2 separate regions of the Homo sapiens genome follow, and region 2 is linked to region 1. The links are chromatin loops, found by intact Hi-C in ENCODE. Cell type or tissue: heart left ventricle. All regions are shown on one strand. Each heading gives the region's core, and the rest is flanking DNA. Links, peaks and the distances in the headings are about the cores only.

What was found. Peaks named below come from ENCODE experiments on the same cell type or tissue, not always from the same donor. Only the 100,000 strongest peaks of a DNase experiment are listed, where the experiment ranks them.
Region 2: a loop joins it to region 1, with 4 times the contacts of the local background. A loop is called at or near these places in 30 of 110 quality-filtered maps.

Annotation. Positions count from the first base shown.
Region 1 is chr18:9,941,900-9,954,680 of GRCh38, reverse strand. VAPA (VAMP associated protein A) reads right to left here. Exons shown (of 6, transcript NM_194434.3): 5 at 4,113-4,286; 6 at 1-628. The coding sequence ends at 470. Among named protein-coding and RNA genes, the nearest start is that of VAPA, 34 kb to the right of the region's middle. In heart left ventricle, for the core only: a CTCF peak has its summit at 3,217 (motif pointing right); no DNase peak of the experiment used is centred there.
Region 2 is chr18:9,802,723-9,820,285 of GRCh38, reverse strand. It overlaps RAB31 (RAB31, member RAS oncogene family), which reads right to left. Exons shown (of 7, transcript NM_006868.4): 4 at 6,195-6,266; 5 at 5,064-5,170. Among named protein-coding and RNA genes, the nearest start is that of TXNDC2, 74 kb to the left of the region's middle. RefSeq lists an enhancer at 10,722-11,372. In heart left ventricle, for the core only: a CTCF peak has its summit at 9,134 (motif pointing left); a DNase peak (open chromatin) is centred at 11,572; H3K4me3 peaks cover 400 bases; H3K27ac peaks cover 2,921 bases.

The sequences.
Region 1 (12,781 bases), core at 1-8,000:
AAAATTTACACTGTAAGAGGCACCATTTCCCCAAGGAATACCTCTTGGCATTTCCTGAATGAGTGGGATTAGCAATCTAAATAAATCATATTTCAAGAGGTAACAGCAACAGATAAAATTTAAAGGGATTATTAAAATAACATTTACAAGACTCTGAACAATTCTTGAACTCTTATTAAAACCACAAAGAAAGAACAATTCTTTATTTATGAATTTCATAAAGGACTCAATGTGCAACTGACATCTGCTAGTGATGATCTGGTAATATACAACCTGTCCAGTAGCCGAACAGTTTGTTTTTATTGTGTTTTCTAACCGTAAGAGATCATTAAAGGCAAAGCCTATATGACGCTGTACACACAAAAAAATGGTCACCGTGGGCCATACTACCAATGAAATGGTAGGTAAACAAATCTTTTTCTGGTCAAGAGAAAAAAAAAAAAAGAAACAGCACTCTGCATGCTTCACTCTACAAGATGAATTTCCCTAGAAAGAATCCAATGAAAATGGCTGCAATTACAACAAGAAGTGAAGGAAGAGGACTGGTGACATTATCTCTGAAGGATGCAGTTGAGGTTGATCCAGGTTTATCCGAATGTGCTACCTTTCTGAGCCTTAAACCTTCATCCTAGAAAAAAAACACACACACAAAAGGTTTTTAAAAACAAGCATACTAACGAGACTACTGGAGCTAAAAATCTATAGGGACGGAAAGTAGATTAGTGGTTGCCTATGGCTGGGGACGGAAAAGGGGATTAACTGCTAACCACATAAGGAAACTTTCCGGGGGTGATAGACATTCTAAAACTGAACTATAGTGATGGTTACAAAGTTCTATGTATCAATGAATTGTACACTCACAGTGGGTGTCTCCATGGGATATAAATTATACCTCAATAACACTGATTTTTTAAAACTGGAGCTGAGAAATGTATTCCTAAAAAGCAAAAGTTAGATAGGCTATATTTACCTTTTTTTAAATCCCACTAAAAATATAATTAAAGAAGAGTACTTCCAAGGTGGCCCATGGTATTTAAAATCAGTTACATCCGTCCTAGCCCAATCAGCCAAAAACTACCCAGACCTGTAGTCTGCCATTTGGGTTTACTGACACACTGCAACTAAGGAACCGGAACAGCAGAGGCACAAAAGGGTGTTCTTGCCGTAAACAGAGATATGGTATCACAGAATTTGGGGGAAGGAAACAGTTTAGCGTGAAATTTAAGTAACAGTGTTTTTATATGCTCAAAGCAAAGCAGAGGGCTGTGTGTAAAGTGGTAGCACCAGGTCTCGACTGCAAAGCAGAGAAAGAATACTGTTTCTTCAGAAACTACAAATTTAGATGAGAAATGTACATAGGAAACCCTTATCTGAAGCTCTGCACCTGGACTGGAAAATGAGGGTGCTTCTCTGTGTCAAAATGACTTAGATCCTCCAGTCAAGAGTAGGCTGCTTCATTCTTGCTGATATGGCTTCACACAGCACTATGTCTTTAGAGCAGAAGGTTTCTCAGAAGAAAGCAGAAGTCACTCCAAGCAGGAGGTTGTTATGACACTGTGTGCAATGTGAACCTTGGGAAAAATACTAATACCTGTTAACTACACAGTTGTCTTTATCTCTGTCTGTTAACCAATCTGATAAATGGCAGGACAGTTTTTTACTTTTTTCAGTACAAGGCAATATTTTCTCCCATGATTCCTTTATTGTGCTTATAAATAAACACTAACTAAAAGAGTACACCTAATGGCACAGTTTTATTTGCATTACTGGATTTTCTGGAGTTGGGTTTTTTTGGTCTCATGCTAATTAGTCCTATATAAACAGTAATTCTCAGTTTCAGCTACACATCACAAACATCTACAGAACTTTTAATACTCCTGTGATTGTGACTCATTAGGTCTGGGGCAAGCCTGGTCAACTGTAACTTTTTAAAGCTCACTAGGTGATTCACATGCAGTGTGAATTAAGAACCACAGGGCTAGGGGAATTAAAAGGGATAGTGAACAGACAGGAGCAAGAAAGTGAACCTGGCAAAAAATTATGGTGGGCCTGTGTATAGGGTCTGAAATTCTGTAAGCCAGTGGGTCTTCAAGGGTTTTGTTTTTTTTTTTTTTTTGAGACGATGTTTTGCTCGTCACCCAGGCTGGAGTACAATGGCGTGATCTCGCTCACTGCAACCTCTGCCTCCTGGGTTCAAGTGATTCTCCTGCCTCAGCCTCCCAAGTAGCTGGGATTACAGGCACCCACCACCACACCCGGATAATTTTTGTATTTTTAATAGAGACGGGGTTTCACCACGTTGGCCAGGCTGGTCTGGAACTCCTGACCTCAGGTGATCCACACGCCTCAGCCTCCCAAAGTGCTGGGATTACCGGTGTGAGCCACCCGCCCAGCCCAGCTTTTTTGTTTTACTTTTCCAGCAGCAGAATCATCTCTCAAATAAAATCTCATACAGAACACTAGCATAAAAAGAGTAGAAACCAGGAATAAAGTCTCTCTCACCTACTTCCCTGGTTCACTCTTCCTATTTTCCAGCCCTGCCCCATCTATGTCATTCTCACTGTTTCCACTTCTCCCCTCCCTGCCAGAGGTAAACAGTGGCTTTTGAAAGAAATCTATTGAGCACCCTAAGGAGCACATCTTTATCAAAGAACAGAACTATGGAAGTCATGGCAGATGAAGTAAAAGTAACCAACAACATCCTTTAAAAGATCCATGGCGTGTAGGTGTGAAATAAAGATATTCTTTCCGCTACCCAGACAAGTGCTTGGAAGCAGACGGGTACCCCTCGAGGGGGTACTATGAAACATCAAGCATGAAGAGACACAAAAATTCACTTTAAAAAGCATTTCAGCAAAGGAGTTCACAGATCGACTTAAAACACAGTGCCTTTAATTTAGAGTGTAGTTCCTACATACACCTAACAAAAGGAATAATCAAATAACTCCCATCATTTAGCTTATTTTAGTTACATACATTTTTGTATCATCTACTTTGCTGCAAAGAGCTTCAAACAAAGCCTAGAGAGCAACGTATAGGTATTTAGGTCTTGAAACAAGTAATTACTTGTCAAAGACAAATTATTCATAAATTTCAGACATATTCAAATCAGTCCTCCTTCGCCATCCATTTAATTCAATCAAATACATGAATGACTACCACATGCATGTATGGTGAATGCAGAGATAAATGAAGCACTGCCCTTGCCACCAAGGCAATTACTGCCCACTAGAGGGAGAAAGGCCTCTAACAAGTAAGAGCAGTAGAAGGCGATCAGCATAGTGGAGGCACAAAGCAGACATGACAAATCGATTTTTTTCTTCTTTTGGAGAGGGTCCCAGCAAAGGCTATATGCTGTAGTAGCAAAACGTCAATGTGTGTATGTGCTGTGTCGGGAGGGGCAGGGTTCTGGGCCTTTCCAGTCACAGTGAAGAGCTTACACTAAAGCAAAGAGGGGTGATAAACAGATGCTTCTCCAGCATACTCCAGCCCAATGCTGCCCCACGCAAATACAATGTGAGCTTCAAATGTGAGCCCCGTATGTAAAGTTAAATTTTCCAACAGTACATTTAAAAAGTAAAAAGAAATGGGTAAAATTCATTTTAATAATATATTTGATTCAACCCAATATACCCAAACTACTATTTCAGTATGTAACCATTAAAAAAAAAAGATTTTACCTTTTTCTGTACTAACTCTTCAACATCAGTATTTTACACTCAACAGCACAGCTCAATTTGAACAAATCCCATTTCAGTGCTCAACAGCCCTAGGTGACTAATGGCTATGATGTGGGACAACACAATCCTAGGCAGTTCAGTATGACTAGGGCACAAAATGGGAAGGACATGAGAAACAAGAGCAGAAGCTGGCAATACTGCAGGCCAGATCACAAATAATTAGAATGTGTGCTAAAGTAAGGAACTTGCAGCAATGAGAAACCACGGGAAGACTGTTAAAAGAGGAGTAGGGTGGGGAGCAAAGGCACTGGGGCAAAGAAGAAAGAACTGACCAAGCAAAAATTTAAAAGCTAATTGCTAAAATGGCCTAATAACACTCACATGTCCTATACCTTCATTTCAATCAATTTATTTTCAACCAACAGAACTTACTCTCAGGTGCCGATTTTCTTCTGATAGCTTCATCATTTCTCCCTGAAGTCTTTTACACTCTTCCATTAGTTTCCTTGTTTCGGTATCATTAAGTGAAACACTGTGTGGTTTTGGCATAGGTCCATCTTGCTTAGATGCATTCAGTGGAACAGCTTTGCTAGGTTCCATATCATTCTGCATTACAAAGATATTGGGAATTTTTTAACTAACCAAATCTCCTTACAGGTTTTAAACAAATAACAATATAAATTCTACATCTTTGTTCATGAAAAACTCTTTAAAAGGCCTAAATCAGTACATGTCAGCAGTCAGATTAGTCTAAATAACCAGCCCACTCCCTCTATTCCCATAATCCCTGGCACGTACCTCTACCATAGCACTTTATTATGTATCTTAATAATTATTGTTCAAGTTCTTTCCTGTAATACTTCAAAGGCTGAGAGAGCAAGAGCCATCTCTCTTTGTATTTACCCCTAAAACCAGCACTTTGGTCAAGAGTAGTTATTCAATGAAAGTATGCTGAATGACGTCAACAAAATCCATTGAAGGTCATTTTCCGTGCTCTGGTTGTGCAATTCAAATAAGGTTCTGGGGGGTAGGGGGATATTATCGTAATCATTCCAATAAAATCGGAAACTACCTAAGAAAAAACATGCCCAAGAAAAGCTAACTTCTATTAATTTGTCATCTTTAGTAATGCTGTTTGCTTTAATTCACGTGATTCAACATCACAGGAGCACTTAGCATGCTTTGAAGACTATGAGCCCCAAAATCTTAATCCTCACCAACATTGAACCATTTGAAGCTAGTGAAGGCCTGGAGATAAATATCTATGACAGCACCTATGTATTCTTCAGCCCGTTGTCTAAAGTACCCCAACATCCTTCACTCCAACAGCATTTATGTCACCACACATCGTAGCAGTATTAGTGTAACAAGCTTTTTTCATTTTAATTAAATTCACTTACTTTAAAATAATTTTAGGTAAAATCTGCTTTATTCAGCTATAAACTGCTAAAAAAGACATTTACTAAATCAACTTTATGGCATTCCACAATACTCATTTTATAAGATTTATCAGAGGCTGCACACCTACCACACCATCCCAGCTGCCAATTTTATATTAAGTATAAACAGATTGTTCAAAGGGCAAAACTTGTTATTCTTATGAAGGGGATGTGATTTGATTAGTATGCCTAAATCCATGTAAAATCTATTTAAAAATGAAAATTTATAATGAGGTTCTAATGAACAACAGCATGTATGTGACCTGTCGGCAGACTCTTCCATTCTTCTTCAAGCTTCCCAGTTAAGCAACGTTTTAAAGCAGCCTACTTCAATTCTCTGAGTTTTTCTCTTGCTAGCTTTTTTGTTCTTCACCCCCATTTCTCCCACCCCAACCAATCTAATAATAGCCGCCCCTATTATTAAAAAACTGTTTCAGATATATTTTACCCTGCCAATACTTTTTCCTGTTCTTTTCCTTAATAGTAGTTAGAACTCATTTGTGATTTTCAGTGTGGTCAAATTCTATCCTAGCACAAATCCAACTTCTGATAATGAGGTTGGCACACTGACTTACTCTATAAAGGAGGTGGCAATGGCCACCAATATGGCAATAGAAGAACTTTCAGGTTTTGGTTAAAAATTGGGAAAAAGTATCATACTCATACCAGAAAACTGATAAAAACTTAAAGAGGATGAAGCAGGGCACCATGTCTGATGTCTGTAATCCCAACACTTTGGGAGGCCGAGATGGGTGGCCTGCTTGAGCCCAGGAGTTCAAGAACAGCCTGAGCAACAGAGGGAGACCCTGTCTCTACAAAAAACAATTTTAGAAATTAGCCAGGCATGGTGGTGTGCACCTGTAATCTCAGCTACTCATGAGACTGAGGTGGCTTGAGCCCAGGAAGCGGAGGTTGCAATGAGACGAGATCGTGCCACTGCACTCCAGCCCAGGTGAGAGTGAGACCCTATCTCCAAAAGGGGGAAAAAAAGATATACATGGGGTCAACACCAAAGAGAAAAAAAACTAAAAGAATCATCAAGCTCGACAACTGATTATTTTTAAATTCTTTACATTGCATAAAATTTTAAATTACGGAGGGAAGGGAAAAAGTCATTTCTCACAATCTTGTCAAATCAACAAAACTATTATTTATATTACTATTATTAAATGACATGTCATTAAATATTCTATTCTATGCCTTGCCAAAATTAAACATTTCACTTTTGTTAAGCATTTGATGGGCAGCTTTCCATTCTTTCAAATTTTAAATAACATGTCCATAGGAAGACATTCCATAAAAAGATAACTAGATTGGAATTAGATTTAGATTTTTCTAATTCTAATAGAATTAGACTTGGAATTAGATTAGAATTTATCTAAGCAAATAGAATTAGATTTTTTTGTTGTTGAATTTCTCTTAAAAATGTTATACTGCTTTTGTAACAAAAAGGAGAAGAAATGATAACCAATATGTGGAGCATAAACAGAATAGAATGCAAAGAATACAGTGAAGCCGAAACACATTTCAAAAGTGTGCCCAATAAGTTATATCACATACTACCTAGGCCCCTTACAAACCAGTGAACATACATAACAGGTGCAAGAAAATCTAATTTATTTACATATACATATGCTACATATGTATATGTTATGCTATATATGTATATGTAATGGGGGGAAGTGTGATGGGAGGGTGGGCTTTGAGTCATGCATGGAGTGACAATCTGAAGAGCCTGATGGAAAAAATTAAGCAGGTGTAACTTTAAGTATATGCTTCCATCCAGGACCTCTATTAGTGAGGTTTGGCTCCAATAAAACAGCTTGTTTCTTGAGAGTTGCTTCAAACTGGTCCAGAAAGAAAAGACTGGTTGTTCTGAGAACCATGAAACAAGCACACCAGAGAGATTCAACATGCTGTGACTCTTAGTAAATTGATGAATGGTAACCTTACATTTAACACTGCAATTCAGAATAAGCTGGAAGGTCAAGGTGTGTATCAACTAAAACAATAAACCAATCTTGTCCAGTTTCCACTATATTATTTAGCCTATCTGCAGTAATCCTCCATCTGAGTTGTCCAGTCATGTTCTGTATAATGATGTTTTGGTCAACAATGATTCATACATATGATAGTGTTCCCATACAATAATAATGGCACTGAAAAATTCCTATTACCTAGTGAGGTCTTATCACAATACATTATTCACGTTTGTGGTGATGCTGGTGTAAATATACATACTGTACTCCAGTCATATAAAAGTATTGCACATATGATTTATGTACAATACAGAATACTTGGTAATAAATGACTATGTTACAGGTTTATGTATTTACTGTTATGCTTTTTATCATTTATTTTAGAGTGTACTCCTTCTACTTACGAAAACAAAAAGGACACTCTAAGTCAGACTCCAGCAGGTCCTTCAGGAGGTATTCCAGAAGACACTGTTAACATAGGAGATGTCAGCTCCATGAGTGTTACTGTCCCTGAAGACATTACAGTGAGACAGGATGTGGAGGTGGAAGGCAGTGATACTGATGATCCCGCCCCTGTGCAGGCCTAGACTAATGTGTGTGCTATGTCTTAGTCTTAAGAAAAGAAGTTTTTTTAAAAATCTTATTTAAAAAATAGAAAAAGGCAGCGAATAAGGACATTAAAAAGATATTTTTATTTATCTATACACTGTGCTTGTGCTTTATGTCAAAAATTTTAATTTTACAGTTTATGAAGTTACGGACAGCTAAGATTAAAGAAAAAAATTTTAATAAATGTAGCCTAAGTGTACAGTGTTTATAAAGTCTACAGTGTACAGTAATGTCCTAGGCCTTCCCATTCACTCACCACTCATTCACTGACCCACCCAAAACAACTTCCAGTTCTGCAAGATCCATTCACAGTAAGTGCCCTATGCAAGTATACAATTTTATCTCTTATGCCATATTTTTGCTGCGCCTTTTCTGTGTATAGTCACGGGTGTCCAATCTTCTGGCTTCCCTGGGCCTCACTGGAAGAAAAATTGTCTTGGGCCACACATAAAATACACTAACACTAACACTAACTAATGAGCTATTAAAAAAAAAAAATCACACAAAAAAAAACTCATAGTGTTTTAAGAAAGTTTACGAATTTGAGGTGGGCCGGATTCAAAGCCATCATGGGCCACGTGTGGGCCGCAGGCTGCAGGTTGAATAAGCTCAGTGTAGATTGTTTCGATACACAAATACTTACCATTGTAGTACAGCCACAGGCTATACAAGTCTGTAGCCTAGGAGCAAAAGGCAATACCATATATAGGTTTTTGTAAGTACACTCTATGATGTTTATACAACACATCACCTAACAACACATTTCTCAATATATATCCCCATCCTTAACAGATGCATGACTGTACTTCTGTATTCTTTTTTAACCATCAGAATTTCAGTTCTAATATCCCAAGTATTTTTACTGGGGGTTAATTAGAAAAAGAGGGAACTAGGAATTGGAAATACAAGAAAAAGTTTGCAAAGAAGCCTTGGGAAGAACAAAGGAGATAAAAGACATAAACGTGGGCCTACATTCTTACAACTAACAGGAGTGATGGATAAAAACGCACATAAAGGGAGTTAAAAGGCTAAAGTCAAGAGTACTGTCATAAACCGAGAGAGGCAAAATTAAGGTCTTAACCTATGAATTAAGAGACAGGATTTAAGTAACAAAGTTACCTGAAGTTTTTTTTTCCCACTCTAAACAGCCAATTTACTGTTTCTTTAGGATCATGACTCCCAGAAGTAAATAATTCCCAATCACAAAAACAAAAAATTATTAAACATTTAGATAATTTTTTAAAGCCTTAGTATGCATATCATCTGCAAAACCAAATCAAAGTATAAACAATCTGTTAAAACTGTGGGGTTGCCACATGTGGTGGCTCACGCCTATAATCCCAGGACTTTGGGAGGCCAAGGCAGGTGGATCACCTGAGGTCGGAGTTTAATGAGACCAGCCTGGCCAACATGGTGAAACCCCATCTCTACCAAAAAAATACAAAAATTAGCCAGGCATGGTGGCACGTGCCTGTACTCCCAGCTACTCAGGAGGCTGAGGTGGGAGAATCCCTTGAACCGGGGAGGCAGAGGTTGCAGTGAGCTGAAATTGTGCCATGCACTCCAGCCTGGGTGACAGAGCGAGACTCCATCTCAAAAAAAAAAAAAAAAAAAAAAAAAAAAGAGTATATTCCCCAAATCTCAAAGAAAAAAATTACAGCAACTTCATAATGTTCACACTTATACTGTCCTGCTCACTATATAGATTTTAGTTAAGTTCAGAAGTTTTTTAGAACAGAATAGTTTGTATGCATGATTTTTAAGTGCTTTGTAGTTTTATTGTAATTTTAGGCATAGTTCAATTCTATCTACTTCATACAACATACTCACAATACCACTTATCTGCTAGGTATCTACATTAACTTAACCATTGACACTAGTAGACTCCTAAGTCTGTTAACTCCCTATAACAAACCTTCTGTTTCTCCTGTTTCAACACACTGAGTCCCCTGGGGTCATCCTTCGTGTGATAACTGGCAGGTGTTGCAACTGTGTTGTTGATGCTGCTCATTGAAGTGACAGTCGGAGCATTCCCTGGTGGAGTTATACCCTGAGATGGCATGGGAAACATATTCTCAGATTCTCACCGAACTCTGATTTCTTCTGCATGATATTGGGAATGACTGACACAGAAAGCATTAGGCTCTAAACATTAACACTTTATAAAAATGCATTAATGCATAAGAAACAATACTAATAATAGCTATGTTAAAGCAAAAGTAGTTTCTGAACTCGCTTTTTGTATTTCCCAAACAAAATTAGTTATAATCTACTTGCATTACATGCACCTATTAAATGTACATACTTTATTAAAATTTATGCCAGCCTTACATTGTTTTAAAATGAATACCATCTAATTCTTTGTGGCTTTTAATGTTTACTAATTAATAATTGTCAATAATCTGAAAAACAAGCACTTGTATGTCTTCTTATCTTTGATAACACTCAATCTGAACAATTTCATAAACCTCTCTTGTACTTAAAGCCTATCCCCCAATACACTCACTCTCTCACACACATCCCAGGCCAATAAACACTTAAAGACTCATATAACCATTAAGTCCATAGTTCTCTTCCTTTCTTTTCAAATTCCTTTAATAGATAAAATACTGTATTATACAAACAGGTGGGAAAGGGATTCCCTAATTATACTTACTGATACCCCATTTGTTCTGTCTCAACAGAAAATAATGTATATTCAACCATTTTATGATAAGACCCCTGAAATCCCTTTATAAGACCCCTGAAATCCCTGTTCTTTACAGCCCCTCAGTCTTCATTTAAAAAAAATCAGTATTTTTTTCTAGAAAATATGTCACCTTCAAGGTCAGGCGCGGTGGCTCACGCTTGTAATCCCAGCACTTTGGGAGGCCAAGGCGGGCGGATCACAAGGTCAGGAGATTGACACCACGGTGAAACCCTGTCTCTACTAAAAATACAAAAAATTAGCCAGGCGTGGTGGCGGGCACCTGTAGTCCCAGCTACTCGGAGAGGCTGAGGCAGGAGAACGGCGTGAACCCGGGAGGCGGCGCTTACAGTGAGCCGAGATCGCGCCACTGCACTCCAGCCTGGGTGACAGAGCGAGACACTGTCTCAAAAAAAAAAAAAAAAAAAAAAAAAAAAAAAAAAAAAGGGAAATATGTCACCTTCAAATGTCAGATGGAGGACATAAATGAAATGCAATACATTTAAGAAATTTAGAAAATGTCAGAGTTAAGGCCTCAAAAATTTTTTAGAAGTGAACACAAAGAACTGAATAGGTCATAAAACTTCAAAAATAATAAAACCACATTTGATCCTTAAAAAATAACCACTACCACTAATTGGACATTACGTATATACAGAGCTGACAATCCAAACAGAGCTAATAATTCAAAGAACCCTATTTTGTACAACAGCGCTTTCGTATCATGTGCCTCCAGCTGTCAACAATACAGGGAACAGGCTCAATGGCTTTCAGTACTAGCACTGACAACAACTCAACTGAAGACACTAGGGGCCATTAACAAAATGAAATGTATTGGCACACACCTGCTGATCCCGAGGACTAGGGTAATGACACATCTTAGTGTGCTTAAGGATGGTATTTGCTTATGCTTGTTATCCAGGAAAAAATATTGAGTCTTTTTGTTCTAAAATGAAAGGGTTCCTAAGTTTCCTGGGGCACTTTATCTATGATCCAAATCAGAAAGCTATTTCCCAAAAAGTAGCCCATACTTTAGTGATGGTTCAAATAAATGAGAATTGTTTTGTCACAAATAAATGATTTTTTAAACTATAAAAATAAAAACATGGACTCAAGCCACTGTGCTTCTAAAGCTGGCTCCATTTTTCACCCTATAAGATGACCACAAACCTTCAATCATTTCCTTACTTATATATCCAGTATCAAGGTCCTAAAAAGTCTAAAGAAATCAACAAAATAACATCATACTCTTTTTTCATGTGTTCCAAACATGTAAACACCCAAGAATTAACAGCATCCATAAAAAGATCAAAATCCTCACACAAGTGGGGTATACGCATACAACATACTTGATATGGTTTGGATCTGTGTCCCCCGGCAAATCCCATGTCAAATTGTAATCTCCAGTGTTGGAGGTGGAACCTGGTGGGAAGCGACTGGATCATGAGGGTGGGTCCTTCATGAATGGTTTAGCACCATCCCCATGACACTGTTCCCATGATAAGAGTTCTCATGAGATCTAGCTGTTAAAAAGAGTGTAGCACTGCCCCTTCGCTCTCTCTTGCTCCTGTTCCCACCACGTGAGGCATCTGCTCCCCCTTTGCCCTCCACCATGACTAGAAGTTTCCTGAGGCCTCCTCAGAAGCAGAAGCCGCCCTGCTTCCTGTACAGCCTGCAGAACTGTAAGCCAATTAAACCTCTTTTCTTTATAAATTACCCAGTCTCAGGTATTTCTTTATAGCAATGTGAGAACAGACTAATACAGTACTTAAATACCAGCGTACTTCTTTCTGCAAAGAGATACAGGAAGGGGGGGCTGGGGAAGTGAGGGAGTGGGGTTAAAACACACTAAAAAAAAATCATAAAGTTCAAGACTTGTTATCTCTACAATATTTGAGGAGAGTGCATCAACAATTATGATAGCTATTGCAGAATCTGCTTTGAACACTAACCAAATTTTTCTAAGTTGACTACCAAAAATGAAATTTTGATCGACTCTTTAAAATAAAGTGACCCATAAAAATGGTGCTTATCTGAGGTGATTGATAGGTTAATTAGCTTGACTGTGGTGATCATTTAATAATGTATGCATATATTAAAACAAAAAATAAAGGTGTAAGGAACCCCTATGAACTTGTCCACTGCTCTAAACACTAAATAAAGCTGAATAAAAAAATACAAATGCCATCCACAGAGTTCTACGTTAAATACTAAGTTGTTACCAGCAACGCAGTTAAAAGCTGAACTGATTTTGCTTAAGTTAACATACTTTTTACAACATACTAATAAACTAAAATAAAGGGTCAAAAGATCTCAAAGAATTCTCTATATCACAATCATAACTATAAGATAAAAAGTATATTTTCTACTCTATACTTTTAAAAAATA
Region 2 (17,563 bases), core at 4,233-12,232, 140 kb after region 1:
TAAAAAGTTTTTTGAAAAAATCCAACATTCAGTCATGACAAAAAGCCTTCAACAAACTAGGAGCAGAAGGGAATTTCTTCAACAGAATAAAAAACATATATGTAAAACCAGTTAGTGTGATACTTACTGGAGCATTTTATCCTTAAGATCAGGAAGAAACAAGAATGTGCACTCTCATTACTTTTATTCCAGGCTGTTTTAGAGATTCTAGCCAGAGAAATTAGTCAAGAAAAAGAACTAAAAGGCACCCATATTGGAAAGGAAGAAGTAAAATAGTCTTTATTCCCAGATAATATAATCTTGTATATAGAAAACTCCAGATAATTTACTAAAAAACAACTAAAATTAATAAATGAGTTCAGGAAAGTTATAGGATACAAGATAAACATACTAAAGTCAATTGCATTTCTACACACTAACAACAAGCAATGCCATAAATAAGAAAACAATCCCATTCACAATACCATCAAAAAAATCAAATACAGAAGAATAAATAAAACAAAAGCAAGACTTGTAAACTGAAAGCTATAAAACATTGCTAAAAGAAATTAAAGAAGACCTATTAAAATGAAAAGACATTTCACACTGATGGATCGGAAGACTTAAAATTGTTAAGATGGGAATAATACCTGAATGGGCCTAAAGATTCAACACAATTTCTGTTAAAATCAAAGTTGCCTTTTGTTTTTCAGAAATTAAGAAATAGATCCTAAAATTCATATGAAAATGTTAAGGGTCCAGAATAGTCAAACAATCTTGAAAAAGAGAACAACGTTGAAGGACTCACAGTTTTAAATTTCAAACTTACTACAAAGCTACAGCAATCAAAATAGTATAACACTGGTGTCAGGACAGACGTGTAGATCAACTAATAAAGTTAAGAGCACAAAAATAAGACCACATTTATGGTTGACTGCTTTTGGGCAAAAGTGCCCCCAAAAGATTCAATGGGAAAGAAACCATCTCTTCAACAACTGGTGCAGGGGTAATTAGATATCCACATGGCAAAAGATGAATTTGGACCCGTATCTTACATTACATACAAAAAGTAACTCAAAATGGATGACAGACCTAAATGTAAGCACTAAGAAAACATTAATAAATATTTGTGATGTTCAATTAGCCAATCACTTGTGAACAAGAGATAAAAGAAAAACATGATAAGCTGGACATAAACTTTTGCACACAGTAAAAATTGTGAAAAGATAATCCACAGGATGAGAGGAAATATTTGCGAATTACATGTTTGATAAGAGACTTTTATTCAGAATACATAAAGAACTCTTACAACTCGATAATAAAAAGACAATCCAACTAAAAATTAGGCAAGGGATTTGAAGAGACATTTCTCCAAAGAAGATACACACATGGCCAATAAACATATGAAAAGACATTTATTAACATCATTAGTCATTAGGAAAACCACAGTGACACAATCTCACACCCACTAGGATGCCTATGATCAAAAAGACAGGCAATAAATGTTGGTGAGGATGTGGATATCTTGCAGTTACTTTGGAAAACAGTCTGTGAGTTCCCAAAATTATTACAAAGAGTTATCATGTGACACAGAAATTCCACTCCTAAGTACATATCCTAGAGAGATGAAAACATACATCCACACAAAATTTGTACATGATTGTTCATAGGAACATTTTTCATAATAGCAAAAAAGTAGAAATAATTCAAATGTTAATGTGTGAATGAATAAATAAAAATGTGGTATATCCATACAATGAAATATTATTCAGCCATAAAAATGAATGCATCACTGACATTTGCTTAACTGAAAGAAGATGGTCACAAAAGACCACATATTGTACGATTCCATGTATGCAAAACGTCCAGAAAAAGCAAATTTAGAGGAAAAAAAGGTACATTAGTGATTACCAGGGCTGGAAGGAGGTGGAAATTGAGAGCGAGTATAAATGGGCATGACGTTCTTCACAGAGTGATAGAAATGTTCTAAAATTAGATATGAGATGACTGTACAACTCTAAAAATATACTAACAGTCGTTGAACTGTATACACTTAAAACAGGTGACCGTGATGTTTTGTAATTTACCTCAATACAACATATTAAATGTTTAAAAATTAAAAATGAATTAGTGTCCAACTAGTCTTTCTCACTGACCTAATCAGAGTTTTAAAGGCAGTCAGCTTCTTGTTGCTTGATTCAATAACAAGTACCATCTAAAATAACTGTGTATAACAAAAGATATACATGCCACACTTTAAAACGCAACTGCAGGATCTTGAGGAGCCACATTCCGACCTCACTGAGGCCAAACAAGAGGAGAAAAGATACTACCAGGGAGGCTGGATGCATGGGACAGTGGCCCCATGACACTACCACTAGAGGTAGCAGCTGGATGGCCCTGCATTTTCTCCCACTGGGGATAGAGAGGCTGTGAGTAAATTCACGGTTGGAAGTGAGATGAATAGATTATGTTAGCTGGGGCACTATGAAAATTGCACATATAAGAATCAGCTGAGCACAAATCAGAACACCCATCAAGAAGAATGCTGTACCTGTGCATAAAAGGCAAATTCCACCCCGAAACACAGCACATCTTTGGGTGCTGGTAGCCACATCTATATGTCACAGATATGTTTTATCTGGCCAGGCTACACTTTTCTAGGAACTGTCCCTCTTCAAGACCACCTGCCTTCCCATTCTAATAGTAATGTTGGGAAATATCATCTCGTACTACCAATCCCCTCTTGGCCACACACGCCTGTTCTTAACCTGGGGAATTCCTCCCTGGCATTTTAGACTGGAAACGAAGAGAATGCCAGGCCAGTATCTCTCCAGAGACTAACTCTGGAACATGTCAAATGCCAGAGCTGAGGGCAGTTCTGTTTTTACCATGTGGATTACCAGTATCTTCCAATAAATTCCCCTTTCTCCTGAATTTCAGTTGTGCTTTGGTTCCACATAACCAAGAATCCTAAGTGATACCATTCAAGTTTAAATCGTTTTCTGCTTAAATTCTAGTCCACCAGCATTCCCACAATACATAAGACTCGGTTCCACTTAAAGGCGCACATTAGTCCCATAATTAGGGGGATTTAGAGATAGCACCTTCTCTCAGCAAAGGTCGTCTCTACCCACCCACCTCACCCTTCCCATGACAAAGGTTAAGGTGATTCTGCTGGGAACACTAGATGAGTAAGCTGTTTGAGGATTACAGTAACGAAGGGAGATAACTAAGTCTGGGAAGTTTGAAGATTTGTCCAAATCCCAGAAAAGTGGTGTTTATGGCTGTTATTATAAACCAACCAGATGCAAGTTGATGCAAACTTTTGAAATCCTAAAGAAACAGAACAGTTCGTTAAATGCTATGTTAAGAGCTTTTGCAAGATCCACTTCCATCCATTATTTATTCCTCTTTGGTTTAATCACACTTTGATTAGCAAAACCAGAAGCATGATGTAGTTGTCTTTATGAAAATCAACGACTAGAATTCCTGAGAATTAAATTAACCAAGGGAATGGAGATACCACAAATTCGCTATTTCCTTTTTTAAATAATGTATTTATTTAGCAAAACAGCTAGCTTACCAGGCTAGGTAAAGCTATCATCAAATCTCTAATTCATGTGTACTGGATCCTCACAACCTCCTTCAAGATATAAGAAGTTCAATAACCCAATACCACTGGGGAAAGTCAAGGTACTCACATACAATGTGTCGTATTCTGATTTTAGAACTAAATAGTGAGATTATGTACTTGACTATATCCTTAAGATAAAATCTAGAACCAAAACAAACAGGTATGCTATGAAAAATATTAAGAATTCTAATGGTCATTACCATAGGAAAGTGTTAGTAAAATTGTGCTAGTAGTCATAATGAAAATAATAATGGAAAAAGTAACAACAGAAATAACAAAACCATCTAGCCCAAAGATATGTAGAGTCAGGGATGTAACTGTGTTATGTACAGGAGTTATAATTTGAACATTTATCATTGTATGGTACATCAGATCTGTATTTCCCTATCATTTTCTCTTATTTCTTCTCTGGTTGAATCAATGCCACATTGACTACCAAAAGTGAAAGGCCATTAATTAAGTTACTACACTGAGGGCAGACATAACAAAGGCATGATACCTTTGTACACTCAGGGATGACACTCAGGGATGGAGGACAGCATCTACACGGATGACACTCAGGGATGGAGGACAGCATCTACACGGATGACACTCAGGGATGGAGGACAGCATCTACACGGATGACACTCAGGGATGGAGGACAGCATCTCCACGGATGACACTCAGGGATGGAGGACAGCATCTACACGGATGACACTCAGGGATGGAGGACAGCATCTACACGGATGACACTCAGGGATGGAGGACAGCATCTACACGGATGACACTCAGGGATGGAGGACAGCATCTACACGGATGACACTCAGGGATGGAGGACAGCATCTCCACGGATGACACTCAGGGATGGAGGACAGCATCTACACGGATGACACTCAGGGATGGAGGACAGCATCTACACGGATGACACTCAGGGATGGAGGACAGCATCTACACGGATGACACTCAGGGATGGAGGACAGCATCTACACGGATGACACTCAGGGATGGAGGACAGCATCTACACGGATGACACTCAGGGATGGAGGACAGCATCTACACGGATGACACTCAGGGATGGAGGACAGCATCTACACGGATGACACTCAGGGATGGAGGACAGCATCTACACGGATGACACTCAGGGATGGAGGACAGCATCTACACGCATGACACTCAGGGATGGAGGACAGCATCTACACGGATGACACTCAGGGATGGAGGACAGCATCTACACGGATGACACTCAGGGATGGAGGACAGCATCTACACGGATGACACTCAGGGATGGAGGACAGCATCTACACGCATGACACTCAGGGATGGAGGACAGCATCTACACGGATGACACTCAGGGATGGAGGACAGCATCTACACGGATGACACTCAGGGATGGAGGACAGTATCTACACGGATGACACTCAGGGATGGAGGACAGTATCTACACAAAAGAGATTTCAATGCATCTTACCTAATATCTGAGAGGTCGCACTTGTTTCCAGCGATGGCCATTACAATGTTTTCTGGACCATGTTCTTTCAGCTCCTTGACCCATTTCTTCAAGGTATAAAATGAATCCTAAACCAACAGTGTACACAAATCATTAGAAAGACCCCTCAATATAATATTTCAACTAAGCAGAAATACAAGCCCAGTACAATTTAATGGAGAAAAATATTTTTAGGAGACTCATGCAGATTAACATACTACCTCTGTCTAGGCACAAAAGTTAATGTTAGCTGAAATATACTTAAATAGACCATATCAAGTTTTCTAAAATTAAAACTTGATCTAGTTAAGAAAATCATATCAGTGATTTTTCTCCTATAAATAACATTAATTTAAAATGATAGCCTGGACTCCACATGAATAAGAATAACAGGACTAAGTAAATGCTCATGCTTACACCAAGGAAGAAACATATATATTTAGAGTCCTGTCTTCCTGTTGGCCCTTCACTCACAATTGTCCTCTAGAAAACAGGCCAAGGGCAACACACCACATTTAGGTAGAAGTGGTCAGGAACTCGTGGAAAGTAACAGTGATGGGTCATTAAACTAACAGTCTTATGTGCTGAGTCAACACTCCAGAGAAAAAAAAGTAAATAATTCAGTTTGCAGGAGTGGGAAAAAATGTCATCAAACTACTGCGGTTATTTGTTGATGGAAGTCTAAGACCTTCAACGTGATAACTAAAAATATACTTATATATACACACACAAAGATTTACTTACATACACACGAATGTTATGCTTGGCATTTTAAGTATGTAGTATGATTGAAACAGTAACAAAAATAAGTATTCTGTAATTATAAAGCATGCAGAAATTAAAAATGATTTTCCTTTTCTTTAAAAGCTGACATTCTGCAGAATAGTACTAGCAGGCATGACTTTGCCTCTACAGTCAATTTTAAGAATGAATGGTCATTATTGTTTAATTTAGCAGATAAATATGGGATGCTTTGTTACATATACATGAAATAAACTCAATATATAGTGGCACGCTACTGGCAAGATGCAAGCAGTGACGTCTCTGCTCCAGTCTCTCTAAGTGAGAGAACCACCATAAATGACATCTAAATTCTGAAGGAGACATTCTTACCTGCTTGGTAATATCATACACGATAACAGCTGCAGCTGAGCCTCGATAGTACATGGGAGCCAATGAATGAAACTGTTTAAGAACAATGAACAGTTTTAGGCCAAAGTGAACAGACTTTATTCAATCCCAAATTAAACATAAACGTTTTATCCTACATCATCCTTACAGGATCCCTAAATTCCTTCCCTATATAATTTTTCCATGGTTCATATTATTTATTTATTTTATTTTATTTTTTTGAGATGGAGTTTCACTCTTTTCACCCAGGCTAGAGTGCAATGGCATAATCTTGGCTCACTGCAACCTCCACCTCCTAGGTTCAAGCGATTCTCATGCCTTGGCTTCCTGAGTAGCCAGGATTACAGGCATGCACCACCACATCTGGATCATTTTTGCATTTTTATTAGAGACAGAGTTTCACCATGCTGGCCAGGCTGGTCTCAAACTCCTGACCTCAGGTGGTCCACCTGCCTCAGCCTCCCAAAGTGCTGGTATTACAGGTGTGAGCTACCGCACCCGGCCCCAGAGTTCATATGAAATAATAAATCTTCCTCCTCATCAACACATATGTATGCTTGTGGTTTATTGACCATGAAATCTACTGTTGGGTAAAGGCCAAAAACAAATTTTATTTTAAATGTTACCATCTTGTGAATTTTCTTTTCCCTGCTGCTCATCATTTCTCTAATATAACTGACTGACCCAGGGTAATCTCATTAGAATTATGCGGCAGTAAAGGAAAGATGTATGGCAAGGAGAGGGAAAGGGAACACTGGCAAAGATCACAGGACCCTTGCTGAGCCATTAATGAGGACCAGTCAGCAAGGGCAACCTTGGCAGCAGCTGCCTCGGGTCTGGAGGGGCTGCCACCTCTCCAACGCGGGGCTTCACACCTACCTAAGGTCCACAAATGACAAGACAGCAGAGGAGCTCCATTCCAAAATGTTAACAAAGCAAGTGCTGCTGGTCACTAGCATCGTTCATCCCCAGACAGGAGAGGTCATTAGTCTCAGAATGCATACATTTTATGTATATTTTGGAGAAGGGTCCAGTCTTAATCTGCATATTTTTTTAAATTAAAAAGTATCCTGGAGGGGCCGAGTGCAGTGGCTCACGCCTGTAATCCCAACACTTGGGAGGCTGAGGCAGGCAGGATCACCCGAGGTCAGGAGTTTGAGAACAGCCTGGCCAATATGGTGAAACCCGTCTCAACTAAAAATACAAAAATTAGCTGGGCATGGTGGCAGATGCCTGTAATCCCAGCTACTTGGGAGGCTGAGGCAGGAGAAATGCTAGAACCCGGGAGGCAGAGGTTGCAGTGAGCTAAGATTGCAAAACTGCACTCCTGCCTGGAAGACAGAGTGAGACTTTATCTCAAAAAAAAAAAAAAAAAAAAAAAAAATAGTATCCTGGAGGGGTTTTGAAAGTCAATAAGAAAAAGATGGCTTAATAGAAAAATGGACAAAGATATATATAAAGGTAAATCACAGAAGACATATACATTGCCAACAAATATTTTAAAACATGTTCAATTAGAATCGGAAGAACACCAATAAAAATAAGGAGACACTTATAAATTATTAAATTGTAAAAAGATTTGTGCTGTTCAGTGTTGGTGTGGGTTTGGGAAGGGAGGCACACATACTCTACATGGAATGTGCTGAATATCTTCTTTCAAAGCAACTGTTGGTAATATAATCAAAAGTTGAAATGTGTGTCCCATTTGACCCAGCAATTCCACTTAGAGGAATATATACTGGAGTGACCATCACACGCAGGAAGACACATCCCTGCGCTGTTTATGGGAGTAAATGGGAATTGACTCATGGTATAATGTTATGAACTGAATGTTTGTGTCTCCCCTAAAATCCATGTATTGAAACCCTAACTCCCAACGTGGCGGTATTAGGAGGTGGGGCCCTTAGGAGGTAATTAGGGTTAGATGAGGTCACAGATGGGATTAGTCCCTTATAAGGAGAGAAGGAGACCAGATCTCCCTTCTCTCCCTGCCCTGCCCCTATGTGAGATACAGCAAGAAGGCGAGTATCTGCATACCAGAAAGGGGGCCCTCACAGGCACTGAATCTGCCAGCACCTTGATCTTGGACTTCCCAGCTCCCAAATGGTAAGAAATCAACGTGTGTTGTTTAAGCCACCCAGTCTATGTTATTTTGTGCACAGATTAATACATATATGTATGTAATGATATTCTATAGCCATTAAAATGATGATTTTTATTTATAGGAAAAGAGATCTTTGACATACTGTTAGATGAGAAATAGTCTCAAAACAGCACATATAGCATATAATTTATCATTTATTATGTGGTTAATTTATCATTATATGATAATATAATGTAGGGTAAAATGTATGTGGGAGTATGTCTCTGTGAGCAGGAATAACACGAGGTTCCTCTAAATCTTAACAGGTGGGATTTCCAGCGATTTTTACATTTTCCTTACAAGCATCTGTATAGCATAAATTTTTACAATGAGTTTTAAATAATATGGTTTTTAAGTTTTGAACAAAGCAGCTGTTTTTATTGGGCAGTGGGGAGAGAGCAGGGAGGAAGGAGAAGTGGATCCTGAAGCTTTTCTGGCAAGCGACAAAACCCTAACTTATTATTTTCTTTCCCACGATACTCATCATTGGATCAATACTTGCCAAACTGAAATGATGGTATTTGGAAATCTGAGTCCCCAGGTTTCCCTGTTACTGCACTGAGGAATGCTGGTGAGGCACTCACAATAGTGTGGAAAGGAAGTGGGCCACCCTCCCTGCCTCCAGTCCCTCCATGCAGGTCTCCATCCTGAAGAGAAAGGACTCTGGAGCCTCTGCGGGTTTCAGAAAAGGGAGAAGGTTGGACGAAGCTCAGGGTGAACCAAGGAGTTCACAGCTGAACTGTGCGGTGGCCGAAGATGCTGAAGGGCCGGCGCCACCCACTGCCCCCATTCCAGAACGCACTTGGGGACAGCGACATTTGCCATGCATGCCTTTCCGTACTCACTGACGGCCCAACACTGTGTTTGGCATAATTATTAGGCATCCATAAATCTATTTTTAACCCACCATTTGGCAATCTACTCCTTACACTTAAAAAACAAAATCAGAATTCCTGCCCAAAGGAAGGAAAAAGCAATAATTTTTTTTAAACATTCCTACTTTTCAAAGGGTAAGGACCGCAGATTAAGTATCCTTTTACCCCAATTATACAAAATGCCCATTTTTTTCAAAATAGCCTCCATATAAGAGTGGTTCATGTAAACGCACAAAGTAGCAGTCAATACAAACTTTATTTCCCAAAAGTAAAGATATTCATGGACTCAAGCTCAAAGAGGAGCAAACTGCGGGTGTCTTCTAAGACAGAGAGAGTTCACTTTAGGCTAAAACACCATGAACTGAATCTAAAACGGTCACTGGCATGGAGGTCTCATGAATTATTGAAGCGATCTTGGTATATAATGCATTACTCATTCTTTCCTTCCTCCAAATGGAATCGCTTTGAAATAAATCTCTGTTGGTGAAGCCACTTAAATGACTTTATTGCTGGGGACTTGAGGGTTTTAATGAGTTAGAAGTTCACGTCTCAGTTCCAAAACCCAATAATGCATTGACCAAAGGGTGATCTTGGTGGAGGACAAAAAGATAAATCACTTCTAGTCTACAATGTTTATGCTTTTCCCCCTTACAAATAGAAAGCAAAAGCACCACAATCAGCCTCAGTCCTCAACATGACATAATTCAATTCCTGTGGGGTCAGAAATAAGACTGATGGAATGCTCACATAAAAAGATTCTTCTGGAAATAAAGTTCACAGTCACAAGAGGCTGATAAAGCTTTATTTTTACATCTTACCTTGAAAGGTTATTTGAAAATTAGCACAACAGATGCCAATTCAAAATCCCTTCTTCCCTGACTACCCAGCAAAACATCTAGAAGACCAAATTAAAATGTTGAGAAATTTTTCAGATGTCATTCAATTATTTAGAAACGGCACAGGGAACTGTGAAAACCCAGTGTGTCTCCTCAAAAGAAATAGCTGTTTATGTCCTTAGTGTGTGTGATTATTTGTTTTCTAATTGCTGGAGGTCCCTGTGGCAGGGGAGACGGGAACGGCCTTCTTCAGGCTCTTGGAGCTTCTCCGGCTGCTCAGCTTTCGCAGATGGACATTAACCCTGCCCGCAGCTGGTAGAAAATAAACGAGCATGACCTTTCTGGAAAGCAGCTGGACAATGTGTTTCAAGAATCTTGCAAATGTTCAGATACTTTGATTTGACAATTCCACCTCTTAAGGGAATAATCAGAGATGGTTACAAAGTAACCAGAATTCCTTTGAAAATTATCAATGATGCTGAAAAACTGTAAGCAATCTCAATGTCTAACAATTAAAGAATGGACACATAAATTTTGGCTTAGCCATATGATGGAATATCCAGCAGCAATTAGACTTAGGTGTTTGTAAAATATTAAATGGCACATGAGGCAAGACAGCCTAGTGTGGTATTTTCCTGAGGGTCTTCTGCAGAACACCAGGCCACGTGGAGGTGGCCAGGAAAAAAGGTTTCCTGGCCAAATAAGTTTGAGAAACACCACATGCTTCCCTGGAGGTTTACAAAGCATAATTAGTGCATTAAAGGCTCTGAAAATTTTCTACAGTAAAGAAACCTATTTATTTTGGTTTTAGTTCAGAATTCCCATTCATTTTTAAAATCTTTTTTTCAAGTAGTATTTATTAACATCTAGGGACCTCGCGTGATCAAGAATCACCTTTGGGGAAGTGAAGAGAACTGGACTCAAAGAGAGTCCTGAGGCTTGGCTTGGCTCTATCCTACTTTTCTTATTTTGTGAAACTGGTGCAGTGGGTGGGGTCAGACACAAAGCTGAGGTTTTTCCAGCTCTGTGACAACCCTCCAGAGCTCACGGCCAAGGTAAAAACAGGCTCAGGATGGAGGCTCTCGCCTTCCGTGTAGTGTGCACTACACTTGTTTTCCCATCCTGTACTGCCTTATGTGCTCGCACACCCACGCGTGCGCGCGCACACACACACACACACCCCTCAGCAGCACAGTGGAAAGTCTTATTCCAGGAAATCTCCTAATCCTTTAGAACACCTACTCTGCCTCAGGCAACATTCCTTAAATGCAGGTTTGTGGCATCGTAAATTCTACAGCAGCAAAATCCTGCAAGTTGGGAATGAGCAGTGGTGGAAAATACATGAAGTTTCCCAACAAGCACAGCTCCAGCTGGGCTCTGCCTCCCAGATGAGAATTATCCAAGCCAGAATGCTCTGGCATCAGGTCCAGGAACTCGGAGTGATGGGCTTTGTATTATGATTTCCAGAGGACGCTCTGTCCCTGTTGAGTCGCTCAGGCTCGGCCTGGGCGCCTATGCTGCTCTGTGGCAGGTCAGGTGCAAGGCCACCATAAGGGAGCGTCAAGGGCAGATGCCAAAAAGAGCCCAAGGTCCACTGGGATTCAAACAAAGAGAGAAGGGGTAGAAGAAAATTCCTGAAATTCTCAACATTCTCAGCTGGCAAAAGTTGAATGGAAAAACACATTACTGAATGTTCTTTCTGTGCCATTCAGAAGAATGCTTCCGACTTTTACATAGACCCTCTCTCTCCACAGAAAAGCAGAGGCCTAGTTAATATGCCTACTCAGATGTCCTAAAACCCGAGTGTATGCAGAGTTGAATGAAACGGGACTGGGAGACAATACATCGAACTGTTAAGATGTTCTCTCTGAATAACGGCAGTACAGACAAACCACCACTTGCTTTGCTGTTTCTGAATTATTCAAAAAACCTTTCTATTATATCATAATACATTACTTCTGCAATGACAGGGGGTGTCTTTTTCTTTTTTTCCCTTTCTTTCATTTTTCTTTGAATGTGTTGTTAGAGCCAAAAAGCTTTCTCAGCATTCAGGGATCCAAGGGTTGAAGCAACAGTACCAGGAGGAAGCTGGGTTTTAGAAGAGACCTGATGAGCACCTGACTCCTTTCTGACAAATGTGCTGCAAGCCTCATTTAGCAGAAAATGACACAACACAAATCCAAACATCTTTCCACAAAAACGATGTTGGGAGGAAGGCATGGATTACTTTTATTGATTGACTGGGACAGGGTCTCGCTCTGTCGTCCAGGATGGAGTACAGTGGTGCCACCACGGCTCACTGCAGCCTCAACCTCCTGGGCTCAAGTAATCCTCTCATCTCAGCCTCCCAGGTACCTGGGACTACAGGTGTGTGCCACCATATCCGGTTAAGTTTTTTTTTAAGTTTTTATAGAGACAAGTTCACGCTATGTTGCCCAGGCTGGTTTGAAACTCCGAGGCTCAAGTGATCTTTTTGCCTTGGCCTCCCAAAGTGCTGGAATTAAAGGCATGAGCCACTGCACCCCGCTGGATTAGTGTTTTTTTAAAAGACAATGTAATGAACTGGAATATTCCAATCCCTAGAATAATGTATAAAAAATAAATCAATGATTTAAGATGCTGTAGAAATGCATTTTTTCCCACCCATGAAATCGTCCAAGGGCAGTGAACGTCAGCTCATGTACCTGCATGTTGGCAAACAAGTGGAATTTCCTAAAACTCCAGAACTATGCCCCACCCCACTCCTAGGTATGTCTATTCGCATCATACACAGCCACCGTGATATGCATTTGCGGGGAAAGCCAGGATGGCCATGACGATCACAGAAAGTTAGTCTCATCTTGCCCTCTCTCCGCTCTGCCCAGGCTGGTTTGGTCTCTCCCATCCTTAGCCTCAAGGTCACAGTAAGCGTACCATGTTCAAGACAAGAGCCCACTGTGTGGGACAGTATCTTCGCTGCACAGCCCTGAGGAGGCCTCCGAACATGCCCCATCACACCAGATGCACTCAAAAACATACGGTGTCATTTACCCCCATGTGCCTAGAGCCCTAGACTCTGCACTTTGCTGTGTGCCAACCCAGGCTAGCCAGCACGGCCTTCAGACCCAGCCCCAGCTCTCACGCAGCCGCACCTCCCTCCTGTCCGAGCAAAGTTCGTCTTGCCTTGACTGGACGTCCAAAGTTTCCACAAGAGCCTTCAGATATCCAGTGAGCTCCAAACTGGCCACACAGCCACCAGAGAGATCCTGTTTTGAAGTGCTGGATTATGATATTTATTTACACTGACCACAGAATGTATTTATTTTTAACTTTCACTGTGGAAATTTTCAAGCATATCCACAAGAAGAGAGACTAGAATAATGGACTTCCATCTTCTCATCCCCTGACTTCAAGATCACCACTAACACATGGACCACTGGCTTCCTTTCTACCTCGTCTCACCTCCCGCTCCATTCCTACCCCCTGGAGTCTTTTGAAGCAAATACTTGACATCATCTTATGTTAACTGAACATCAGAGTGATTGATTTCTTCCTATATAAATCCAATTGTTTCACTTCCCTGTTCAGAATCCTTCAAACTTAGTATAAAAGCCAAGCTCCATTCTGTGGCATCTTGGGTGGGACCTGGTCCCTTCTTGGGCCCGCCCTGGTCCCTTCTTGGGCCCCTCCCCTGCTTGTCTCCAGCCCCGGCCTTCTCGCTGCTCCCTAAACACAGAGGCAGGCCCACCGAGCCTCCGCACCTTCCCTGACGCCTTCTAGCAGCCTGGACCCTCCTCCACCAGCATCCTCAAGGCCCCTCCCTCACTTCTGTCACACCTTTAATCAACTGCCACCCTCCCTGAGAACCCTTCCCTGAATCCCTATCTGGACCATAGCAAGGACTCGACAAATATTTAATGACTGAATGCATGTAATAAAAGTCAATAACCCTGTGAAACCAGGGAGAGAAGACAGAGTTGTTCCTGTTATTCAGATGAGAAAACTGAGGCTCAGCATGGTTAAGTGAATTGCCCAAAGACACACAGCTCTTCTTTTTTTTTTTTGAGACGGAGTCTCTCTGTGTTGCCCAGGCTGGAGTGCACTGGCGCCATCTCGGCTCACTGCAAGCTCCGCCTCCCGGGTTCACGCCATTCTCCTGCCTCAGCCTCCCGAGTAGCTGGGACTACAGATGCCTGCCACCACACCTGGCTACTTTTTTTGTATTTTTTTAGTAGAGACGGGGTTTCGCCATGTTAGCCAGGATGGTCCCGATCTCCTGACCTCGTGATCCGCCCGCCTCGGCCTCCCAAAGTGCTGGGATTACAGGCGTGAGCCACTGCGCCCAGTCGACACACAGCTCTTAAATGGTGGAAAAGACTTTGAACACAGGTCTTGACTCCAAATTCCATGCATTTTCCATTCCTGTGTTGCTTCTCTGAAATGAAACGTTGCTTCAGTTGATATAATTAAGACACAGGTTTACATCAAATGTATTCATTCATTCAACAAACAGTATCTCACTGTTTGAACGCTCAGTATGTGGCAGGCACTGTTCTGAGCAGCAGAGAAACTGGAGTGTGGTGGGCAGAATAGTGTCCCCCAAAGAGGTCCATGTCCTAATCCCCATCACCTGTGACTATGTTAGGTTACATGGGAGGTGGAATAGGGCTCATCAGCTGACCTTCATATGAGGACATTATCTTGCATTCCTTGGGTGGGCCCAGTGTCCTCACAAGGCTCCTCAACAGTGAAAGAGAGAGGCAGGGGAGTGGGAGAGAGATTTAAAATGCTACTCTGCTGGCTCTGAAGACAAAGGAAGGGGCTACAAGCCAAGGAATGCGAGTGGTCTCTGAAAAAGGCAAGGAAACAAGATTCTGCCCTTGTACCTCCAGGAAGGATTAAGGTCTGCAGATATTTTAATCTTATTCCAGTGATACTTATTTCTTTTTTTTTTTTTAATCTTTTTATGTTTTTGTTTTTGTTTTGAGACAAGGTCTCATTCTGTTGCCCAGGCTGGAGTGCAGTGGTGCAATCTCGGCTCACTGCAGCCTCAACCTCCTGGGCTCAAGTGGTCCTCCTGTCTCGGTCTCCTGAGTAGCTGGGACTACAGCTGCATGTCACCACACCTGGCTAATTTTTTAAAAACTTTTTGTAGAGATGGGAGTCTCATTATATTGCCCAGGCTGGTCTTGAACTCCTGGGCTCAAGTGATCCTCCCATCTCAGCCTCCAAGTATCTGGGACCACAGGCATGAGACCCATTTCTGACTTCTGACCTTCATAGCTCTAAGGGAGTCTATCTGTGTTGTTTTAAGCCACTGAGCGTGTGGCAATCTGTTACAGCAACAACTGGAAACAAAAAAAGAAAGTGAAGAAGGTAACAAGGTCCCTGCCCTCAAAAAGCCTCCTCTTTTTTTTGGAGTGAGGGGGAGTCTGGCACCTTCCACCGGGCCACTCTGGATGCAGAGGTCTTCCTACCACAGGTCCGTGCTCACTGCAGCCCAGCTGCCTCTGTTAGGACAGGCTGTCAGCGCCTCAGGAACAGGTTCTTCTGTTACCAAACAAAGTCTATTTGCTAATTTCCTATTCAAGAGTGACACTCATAGGCTTTATAGGGCTTTTCTACTGTATTTTAGCCAGACGTAGGAAATTAGCTCCATAAAAGAAAAGAAGAGGACAGAAGGGAAAGGGAGTGGAAGGGAGGAGAGGAAACAAAACTAGTTGAAGTGCTTCTTAGATTCTCGGCAAATCCACCTCCAGACCCCCTGAAACTCCTGTCTCAGCGGCTCTGTGTTTTGGCCCCACGTCCTCTGAGAGTTGGCAGAATGGAAACTTGGCCTCCACCCAAGAGGCACAGACAGTGCCTCATAATTAGAAGCTACTCAGGGCATCCCAGACTAAAACACACATCAGCAAAATGTCATTGCCTGACCTGGGAAGGTGTTCATCTAGCGCAGTCACTGTACCTCCCAGAGCAGCCTGTCCCCACCAAGGAGGGGGCATATGGAAGAAGGGGACACGCACTGGAGAGCAAAGGGCAACAGCAGGGTCTCCAGTGACAAAAGAACCCCCGAGGGGCAAGAGCAGGGCAGAAGCCCGTGTGTAAGCAGAAGAAGCCTGTCCACGCAGCTCTGAGGCTTTCCCCTCTGGCCGCCTCTGTGTTCCCACGGCCCAGGCCACATCCCTCACTGCCAGCATGGCCACCTCCCGGGCTCAGGGCAGAGCTGTTTACAGTGTTTCCCTAAGAACTCCCGAAAGGTATCTTCGTATATGAACATGTCCTTCCTCCTTCTCTCCTGTCGCTGGCATTCTGACACCCAGGAGGGCTGTTCTGCACCTAGATTCCTATTTTCTTACAGGACACAACCCCCGCAAATGGCACGACAGTTCTGGGGGCCACGTCTGTGGACCGAGGCAGTCCCTGCTCCACCTGCACAGCTGCCGTCAGGGTCCCCTCATGCCCCTCTCCAATACCTCTGCTCACACTTTGCTTTTGTAGTTTCCAGCACCAATTTTCAAATATCAATGAAACTCTTCAGCTGTAAAGTGCTTAATGAAGGATTCCTGGGGCTTCTCCTTAAAGGAGCTCAGCAGGCATGGCCCTCACCACAGCTGTTTATCTCACTTCAACAGCATAAACCCTATCTTCAAGCTCCAGGCCTGCCTCCTCCCCACACAATCATCACTCAGTTTTCTCTTTCAAGAGAGTTACTAGGGGCATGGAGGAAGGGAATATTTCCCTTGCCGGGATCTCAGTTTGCATTGGTAGAAAGCACAGTCATCCCAGCCTGGACAGTATAGTGAGACCTTGTCTCTGAACAAAAAACAAACAAAAAATATTAGCCAGGCATAGTGGCTGGTGCCTATAGTCCCAGCTACTCGGGAGGTTAAGGCAGGAGGATTGCTTGAGTCCAGGAGGTCAAGGCTGCAGTGAGCTATGATTGCACCACTGCATTCCAGCCTGGGTGACACAGCAAGACCCTGCCTAAAAAAAAAAAAAAGAAAGGAAAAAGAGAAGAAAAGAAAGCACAGTGCTCTTGTGAAAGGGTGGGAGGAGAGCAAAAACTCGCATGTACTCTATCCTCTCCCATGAGGAGGAATGCCTACAAAAACGTTCTATCGTGGGCTGGTGGGGATGGTGCAGGTCAGGAGCAGGATTCCGGGCTGTGCTGCTGGCTGGTGTTGCCAGCTGGGACTGTATTTCCAATGCCTGCAGGAGAAAGAAAGGAGCTGCTCATTCTGAGCTTGTAAGAGGCTCCATTCTTCAAGAACTTCCAAAGGTCAAAATTTCCTCTGACTTTACTAATGGCCTATGAATAGTGAACCACTTTTTTGACCATAGATGTTGGGGCCCTGAAGAAAGCAGGAAAGACAGCAAAAGAGTTTCTTTGGATGTCTGTAAAGCCTGAATTTGACCTCAGCTATCTGCTGCCTCCAGTTCCTTTGCTTTCTCAAGGACCCATTCAGACCCAGCGATTCCGCACAGCTTTGTGCCAGTGCATCCCAGCCCTCTGGGCAC